Linked DNA regions of Homo sapiens: region 2 is linked to region 1. Evidence: chromatin contacts called from ENCODE Hi-C data. All regions are on one chromosome and are shown on one strand. Each heading gives the region's core, a stretch centred on a gene start or an enhancer-like site at or near the end of the contact. The rest is flanking DNA. Distances are from core to core; before and after follow the strand shown. Region 1 overlaps JAK1 (Janus kinase 1). Region 2 overlaps PDE4B (phosphodiesterase 4B).

What was found. A loop is a pair of places that touch in the nucleus more often than their neighbours do. Pooled maps may share reads with other maps.
Region 2: a loop to region 1 is called in a map with no recorded cell type, with 3 times the contacts of the local background. The contact joins two enhancer-like sites. A Hi-C loop is called at or near these places in 1 of 168 maps with a recorded cell type or tissue (transverse colon), 1 of 37 single-sample maps with no recorded cell type and 2 of 50 pooled maps.

The regions. Positions count from the first base shown.
Region 1 is chr1:64,862,845-64,866,917 of GRCh38, reverse strand. JAK1 (Janus kinase 1) reads left to right here. Exons shown (of 25, transcript NM_002227.4): 7 at 1-52; 8 at 1,946-2,131. Among named protein-coding and RNA genes, the nearest start is that of JAK1, 100 kb to the left of the region's middle. Within about 2 kb of position 2,702, at least 27 of the 41 ENCODE cell types and tissues checked have a DNase peak (open chromatin) inside an H3K27ac peak, as active enhancers do.
Region 2 is chr1:66,275,951-66,280,047 of GRCh38, reverse strand. All of the region lies in intron 7 of PDE4B (phosphodiesterase 4B), which reads right to left. Among named protein-coding and RNA genes, the nearest start is that of PDE4B-AS1, 230 kb to the right of the region's middle. Within about 2 kb of position 1,732, at least 6 of the 41 ENCODE cell types and tissues checked have a DNase peak (open chromatin) inside an H3K27ac peak, as active enhancers do.

The sequences.
Region 1 (4,073 bases), core at 1,453-3,952:
CGAAGTGATGGTGACTGGGAATCTTGGAATCCAGTGGAGGCATAAACCAAATGTAAGTGGCTGTTGGCAGTCGATCAAAGAGAACATTCCCGTGTCACATAGCGTATGCTGTTTATCCTTCTGGAGTCATCTGTCTGCATGTCCATCACTCCCATAGGCTGAGTTTATTTAGGAGACCATGTATCATTCATATTTTATTTCATCCCTGTAGCACAAGGTCTAAATAAGTATTTATTGAGTTATGTAGAGAAATATAACAACATGTATAATACGTAGTAGTATAATAATAATAGCAGATAGTTCCTGAGTGTTTACCATGTGCCAAGTACTTTTCTAAGTATTTTATAAGTATTAACTCATTTATTTCTAAAAATAAAAAAACCTTTGAGGGAAGTATTGCTATTATCTCCATTTTACGGATGAATACAAAGAGGCACAGAGAAGTTAAGAAATTTGCCCAAGGTCATAACTAATAAGCATTTGTGCCAAGAATTGAACTTAGGCCTCTGGCTCCGTGAAATTGACTAATTGATTTTGCTTTATGGGAGCTTCTTTATGAGATATTTATTGGATGAAGAAATAGAGCAGAGTGGCTTAAGAGCATGGGTTTTAGACCCACGTCGACGGGGTTCAGATCCTAGCTTCATGACTTATATGGCCTTAGGAGAGTTATTTCACCTTTATCAGCAGCTAAAAATTACTCCTCTGTTAAATGGAGGTACCTACTGTCTAACTCATAAGGTTGTGAAGAAACTAAACGGCATTTAGCACAAAGCCTGGCAATACAATAAATGTTGAATAAATTATTATAGCCGTTACAATTATTATTACTGTAATTAATAATATTAAAGTAAATGTGGGTGGGTGCAGTGGCTCACACCTGTAACCCCAGCACTTTGGGAGGCTGAGGCAGGCAGATCACTTGAGCCGAGGAGTTTGAGCCTAGCCTGGGCAACATGGTGAAACCCTATCTTTACAAAATATACCAAAATTAGCAGGATGTGGTGGCACGTGCCTGTGGTCCTAGCTACTTGGGAGGCTGAGTTGGGAGGATCGCCTGAGCCTGGGAGGTCAAGGCTACAGTGAGCCATGACCTTGCCACTGTGCTCCAGCCTGGGTGACAGCAAGACACTGTCTCAAAAAATTAAATAAATGAATAAAATATGAGACTCATTTTCTCCTCCTGTTTTATTCTCATGCTAAAACAATAATGCTTGATACTTACTGAGGGTTTTCTGTATAATAGGTATTATACTATGTTAGTTAGCACTTGTCTAATCTCAGAGAACCCTGTGAAGATGTAAGCTATTTCATGAATAAGGAAAATGAGGCTCAAAGAGATGATGTAACTAGTTAAGTAATTGGCAGAGGCAGGAACTTAACCTAGATCTCTGGTCTCCAGGGCTCATGCGACACAAAATATTTTCACTTGTGCAGATATATATTATTCAGTGTGTAGATTATTTCAAGCATGAAATTCGTGTCTTCTCTGGAAAATCCCGACTTGAGTACTGTTACAAAGTCAAGACGATTGGTGATAGGAGAAAGCTCATGTTCAGCTCAGTGGTAACTGGGAAGAGTATGTTATCTGTTTGTGTCAGAGCATGTGTAGTAGTCTGGAAGTGAGGAGACCTGAATGTAGATGCATGTCTAGTGAGCAGTGATTTCCCTTTCTGAGTTTCCGTGCACATTGCGTATTATATAGTTTAGACAGTGTGCTCATTAAGGTCTCTTCCAGATATGAAAGCCCAGGATTCCCTGATACAACCCAGTTCTTTGGTCCTAACCCTGCAGGTGCCAACTCCCCCAATCCTGCAAGTCCAGAAGAGCTGGCTTTCTCTTCCTTGGACCTAGGCCCTGCATAGGTTTCCCAGCAGCACTGACCTTTTACCAATAGAAAATGAAGAAAGCAACTTAACCCTGTCCCTTTTATGTATCTTATCAGGTTGTTTCTGTTGAAAAGGAAAAAAATAAACTGAAGCGGAAAAAACTGGAAAATAAACACAAGAAGGATGAGGAGAAAAACAAGATCCGGGAAGAGTGGAACAATTTTTCTTACTTCCCTGAAATCACTCACATTGTAATAAAGGAGTCTGTGGTCAGCATTAACAAGCAGGACAACAAGAAAATGGTAAGTTTGTCCCAGAAGCTCTTAAGTCTGGATCTGGTGATGAGAGGGAGAATTGCTGAGTTCCGTTCTGCAGCACATGATTTTCAGAGTTCCTGTCCTAAAGAGAAAACAGGATTTTCTTATTGAAGCCAAAAAGTTCCTATTACCAAGGCATTCTCAGTGTTTTAAAGTTACACCGATACATTCCAGTGCCTTTCTTTGGTCTCAGAAATGTGAATCTGCCTTAGGATTTGCTTCCCTCCCAAATACACCTCAGCATCAATATTTAATTCACAAAGCTAGTGGATTTGAAGGAAAAGAAAACCAGCGAATGTCAGTGTTTCCTCCCAAGGGTTCTGGCACGGCCTCTCTGCTGAGCTGAAGTGCAAAGCAGGAAGCCCCACGTTGCCCTCAGGCGAGCCTCGGCCACAGTGGCAGTCATCGATATGGTGTCAGGCACACCCCAGTGACTCTCGGACAGAGGAAAGGGTGTTTAATCTCACTTCCTCTTTTTTGGTATCACTTGAGGACATAATCTAAACAAGCAGGAAGTGGGAACTCTGCCAAAATAAACCTGTTTGTGTCAGGGGAAGTCACAGCCAACAACATGCAGAGAGAGCGGCTGGTGAGACAGCTAGCACTCTTAAGGTGAGTGGAGCCAACACCAGGAAAGGCCACATTCTGCCAAAATGTGGCAGATACTGTGTCACAATGATAACGCTCAGTGCTGAGGAAGAGCCTGGTGATACGGTTTAGGGCAGACAGTCACTCTCTTGTATTCAGAATAACTTGTCTTTCTGATATAACCTTTTGGAAAACAGTTTGGTAACCTGTTAAAAGCCTTGAAAATATTTATATATCCCTCTGTTCAGGAATCTAGAGAATGAATCTATCTTCCAGAAACAATGTGAGAGGCAGGTTATGGTTTATGAATAAGAATATTCATTCCAGTAGTAATTAAAGTGTCAAAATTCTGAAAATAACTTAAATATACAATAATAGGAGAATAGGAAAATAAATCACAATTTGCCTGAGAAGCAGAATATTAGAAAATCAGGTTGCTGAATTTTTTAATGACCTGGAAAAAAGGTCAGGGGAAAAAGCAGGATATAAAACTTTACCTATAGAATGGGACCAGTTTTGTTCAAAATATCAATAGGTATGCATGTATATACACATGCTCTTAGAAAAATAAATATTAACAGCTACTTATTTATGGTGGCATTATGAGTGGTTTTAATTTTCTTATTCTCCCCTCCTTTTTTTTTAAACAAAAAACTTACATTAATTTTATTAGAAAAATATAGTAAAAACAAAGTGAAGAGGGAGAAGTAGAAGAGCTCAGATGGATGTTAATGGAAAGATGCGAAATGGAGGGAGAAAAGAAGAAGTGCTGTTGATGGAGCACATCCTGGATATCAGGCCCCGTGTTATATGCTGCATCCTGGATATTAGGCCCCGTGTCATATGCTGCATCCTGGATATTAGGCCCCGTGTCATATGCTGCATCCTGGATATTAGGCCCCGTGTCATATGCTGCATCCTGGATTTTAGGCCCCGTGTCATATGCTGCATCCTGGATATTAGGCCCCCTGTCATATGCTGCATCCTGGATATTAGGCCCCGTGTCATATGCTGCATCCTGGATATTAGGCCCCGTGTTATATGCTGCATCCTGGGTATTAGGCCCCGTGTTATATGCTGCATCGTGGGTATTAGGCCCTGTGTTATATGCTGCATCCTGGGTATTAGGCCCCCTGTTATATGCTGCATCCTGGATATTAGGCCCCGTGTCACATGCTGCATCCTGGATATTAGGCCCCGTGTTATATGCTGTGCCTGTATCTTGGTCTGTCTTAGTCCTTGTAAGAACCTTAGGGGACTGAGCATCAGCTCTACTTGAAATGAGGAATCTGAGACTAATCAAGAGGCATGGGATCTTGCACAGGGTCACTCAGTGAGA
Region 2 (4,097 bases), core at 483-2,982, 1.4 Mb before region 1:
GGTGTTTGGGGTTGTTGGTTGATGGGTCCTTGATAATTAGTTGTATGTGCTGACTTGGCTAGTCTATAGTGCCCTGTTATTTAATCAATATTGATCTAGGTGTTGGCTGTGAAAGGTATTTTGTAGATGTGGTTAACATCTACAATCAATAGACTTAAAGTAAAGGAGATTACCCCCGATGATGTTGGTGGGCCTTGTGCAGTCAGTTGTGAGCAGAAACTGTGGCTTCCTGGAAAAGAACATATTGTGCCTGAAGACTGCAGCATTAATTACTGCCTGAATTTACTTTCTGCTCTATAGATTTCAAGCTTGTCAACCACTATAATTTCATGAGCCAAATTCTTAAAGTGAATATTGTCCTACTGCTGATTCTGTTTCTGTAGAGGACCATGACTGACACAGTCCCTATCTTGATGTATCTTACTTTTTTTTTTTGAGACAGAGTCTCGCTCTGGAGTGCAGTGGTGCAATCCTGGCTCACTGCAATCTCCACTTCCCGAGTTCAAGCGATTCTCTTGCCTCAGCCTCCTGAGCAGCTGGGATTACAGGAGTGTGCCACCACATCTGGCTAATTTTTTGTATTTTTAGTAGAGTCGGGATTTCACTATGTTGGCCAGGCTGGTCTTGAACTCCTGGCCTCAAGTAATGTATCTTATTTCTTATTTCCAAACGGTTTAAACTCACAATCAGAGTCTAGGTCTTATTCACACAAGTACTCCTCCTTCCTCTTGGCTCAGTGAGATGCCATAATATAAAATTTTAGCTTAAGGAGTGCACACACACCTGACAAATAATGAAGGAAGAACTTATGCCCATGACATAAAGAGCTATGATGCTTTTAGAAAGCAACATAGGACATGTACAGGAGGGAGCAATTAGGCAGGACTCATCATTTGAGGCTTTCCAGAGGGAAGTATTTAAATTAGATTTAAGGGGCCTATATGGAAAATGGTTTGGAAGTGTGAAGAGCATGCAGAGAGGGGTAAATCAGGGGAAGGCCTTGCTCTGTGGATGAGGAAAGCCAGACTGCCTAAACTTGTGATGAGAGGGAAGGAATAAAGGAAAACCAGGTCAGTGAGAACAGAGACCCATTGTGTTGACAAAAAGCATGCAAAGAACCCTTATTTTCCCCTGGGATATACAAGTAACAAACCAGCACACATGCACGTATGCATGCACACACCACACACACACACAAACACACATACACACACACACACGGCACAGAACTGGAACATTCAGAGAGCTGAAGGATTCATTGTTTGTCCGGGCAGGTACCCCGTGCAGCTGCATGAAGCAATAAAGGAGCTGCTGCTACTCAATGCCTAAAAGACTTCCGAGCTTACAAATATGTGAAAAGCTTCTTCCAGTGTTTATTCACTACACTAAAGGTGTGTGTTTACTTCACAGAACTGAGCCCTTGTTCCTTTGAGGCCCTATTAGCAATGCAGGGATGAAAAGGAAGTCATAGTGTTATGTTCTTAGTAGGATGACTGGCTCTTTTGGTGAGACTGTCCTTCCAAAGGCAGCAAATGGAGAACTCCGGAGGTTTAGCCTTGCATTTGCTTTCCAGAGAGATAGTCACATAGCCCAAGAGAATGAAAAAGCTCTTTCATGAGCCCAGTTTTCTTTTTGTGCAGATGGCAGTCCAGATTGGCATCACAGATTCTGAAACAAATTTTTGTTCCACGGATGTTATTTCAAGTTCCCCAAAGCTGTAGCAGCTGGGCAGCTGCAAAGTCATTCAGTTTCTCTGGCCCCATAAGCAGGCTCCTCCTTATCAGAATATACCCCAGTTTCAAGAAAGCCTATTTTCCCATGAATAGGACAGCAATCTTTCTCTTCTTTTAGTTACAATTTATTGCACTACCTCTCTTTCCTTGTTCATTCTTTTTTCAGTAAATATTTTTGAACACCTGCCTTGTGCCAGGAACTAAGCATACAGTCTAGTGTATAAACAGTCAAGAAAATAGGCAGTTACAATATATTAAAAACAACTAATATTTATTTAGTGCTTTATGTGTGCCAGCCACTGTTCTAAGTGTTTTAATTTTGCTCTTAAAACAATTCTATGCAGAAGGTTCTATTATTATCCCCATTAAACATGTAAGAAAATCAAGACCCAGGGATGTTGAATTACTTCTCTACAATCATACAGAGAAAGAAAGGTATTGAACTAGAACTAAGTGCAGGCAGTCTTGCTGCAGAGCCTGTCTTCTTAACCAGGAGGTACATGGAAGGGGCAGGAGCTGAGTATTATTACAGAGAAAATACAGGTACTGGGAGCATGTATGAGATGTCACTAACCCAGACTTGGGGCTCAAAGAGAAGTTGTGTATTTAAAATGCATATAAGGCCGGGCGTGGTGGCTCATGCCTGTAATCCCAGCACTTTGGGAGGCCGAGGCACGCAGATCACGAGGTTAGGAGTTGAAGACCAGCCTGGCTAACATAGTGAAACCCCATCTCTACTAAAAATACAAAAATTAGCCTGGCGTGGTGGCGCACACCTGTAGTCCCAACTACTTGGGAGGCTGAGGCAGGAGAATCGGTTGAACCCACAAGGTGGAGGTTGTGGTGAGCTGAGATCGTGCCACTGCACTCCAGCCTGGACAACAGAGCAAGACTCTGTCTCAAAAACAAAAAATAAATAAATAAATAATAAAATAAAATAAAATAAATAGAATGCATATCAGATCACGTCAATCTGTTTCTCAAAATCTTTTAATGGCTCCCAACTGAATTTGCAGTAAAATCTACATGTCTACCATGACTTACAAATGTTCTGCTTAACCTGGCATCTCTCAGTCTCTGTGGCTGCGTCCCTTACTGTTGTTCAAAGTGCCCAGTTCTCTGGCTGTGGCATCTCTGAGGTGTTGGTTACTCTCTCAGGACCACCGCCCCTCGATCTACCCCAGCTACTCAGTGTTCAGGACTCCAGTTTAAAGTCATTTATTTATAGAGTTCTTTCCTATCTTCTAATCTACTTTAGGCCCCAGAATGATAACAATAATAACACTAGACTAATGATAATGATGATAATGATAAATAGTGATAAAACTAATGATCATAATAGTTAAACACTAAATACTACTGGGTGCCAGGCGTGTTCTAAATGCTTTACGTAAAATAACGCATTTAGATATTGCCGCAACCCTAATGGTAAGTACTAGTATTATTCCCATTTTTACAGGTGAAAAAGTGAGCCAATATCATAGCATTCTGTACTTTCCTTCATTACAATTATCAAGTGTATAGTCATGAATTTATTTATGCATTATTTCCTGGGCCGTAAGATCTATGAGATCAGGGTCTGAATACATTCTCTTCATCACAGCATCCTCAGTGGCTAACACAGTGCCTTGTATACAGTATGAATTTAACACGTTTATTAAATACATTAATGAATGAATAATGGACGTGTGAGATGTATTTCTCTCAAGACTTACACCTTTGCTTACTACTTACAATAAAATGGATAGATGAGAAAGAAATTAAAGAAAGTCCTCTAGTATGTAATAATTATTAAGGTTGTTGGTAGTCCAGTCACTTCGCTTTCTTGCTATGACATTTTCCCCATCCCCTTCTTGATAAGCTATAACATCTGAGGTTTACAGTGGGATGGAGGCAGAGACAGTGTGGTTTAGACTGCAGAGGAAAGAGCATGGGTTTTCAAGAAATACAGATCTAGCTTTCAGTTCTGATTCTATCACTAACTTTGTGGTCTTGAGTGAGCCCCACATACTTCCTGAATCTTCTTTTTCCAAATATGTGAAATAGGGGCAATAATATACGCAAAGAAGTTTAGTTTGGAGAATTAGGTGACGTGATATATTCAAAGGGGCTAGCACTGTGCCTGGCACATACCAGAAATGGAATAAGCACTAGCCCCTTACCTTTCCTGAAATCAGAGGCACACATGTGGGCTTTGGACATTATCTAGTTTATTAGACCAGCAGTGCTAGCCAGACTAGACCCTAGAAATTTGAAGCCCCAAATACAACTGAGGGGGCAGAGAGAAAATAGCATTATCTGACCTGGCTGCCTGTAAGATTCAAATAAGCTGGATAATCGCCATGGTCCCAGCTTACTCTGTGG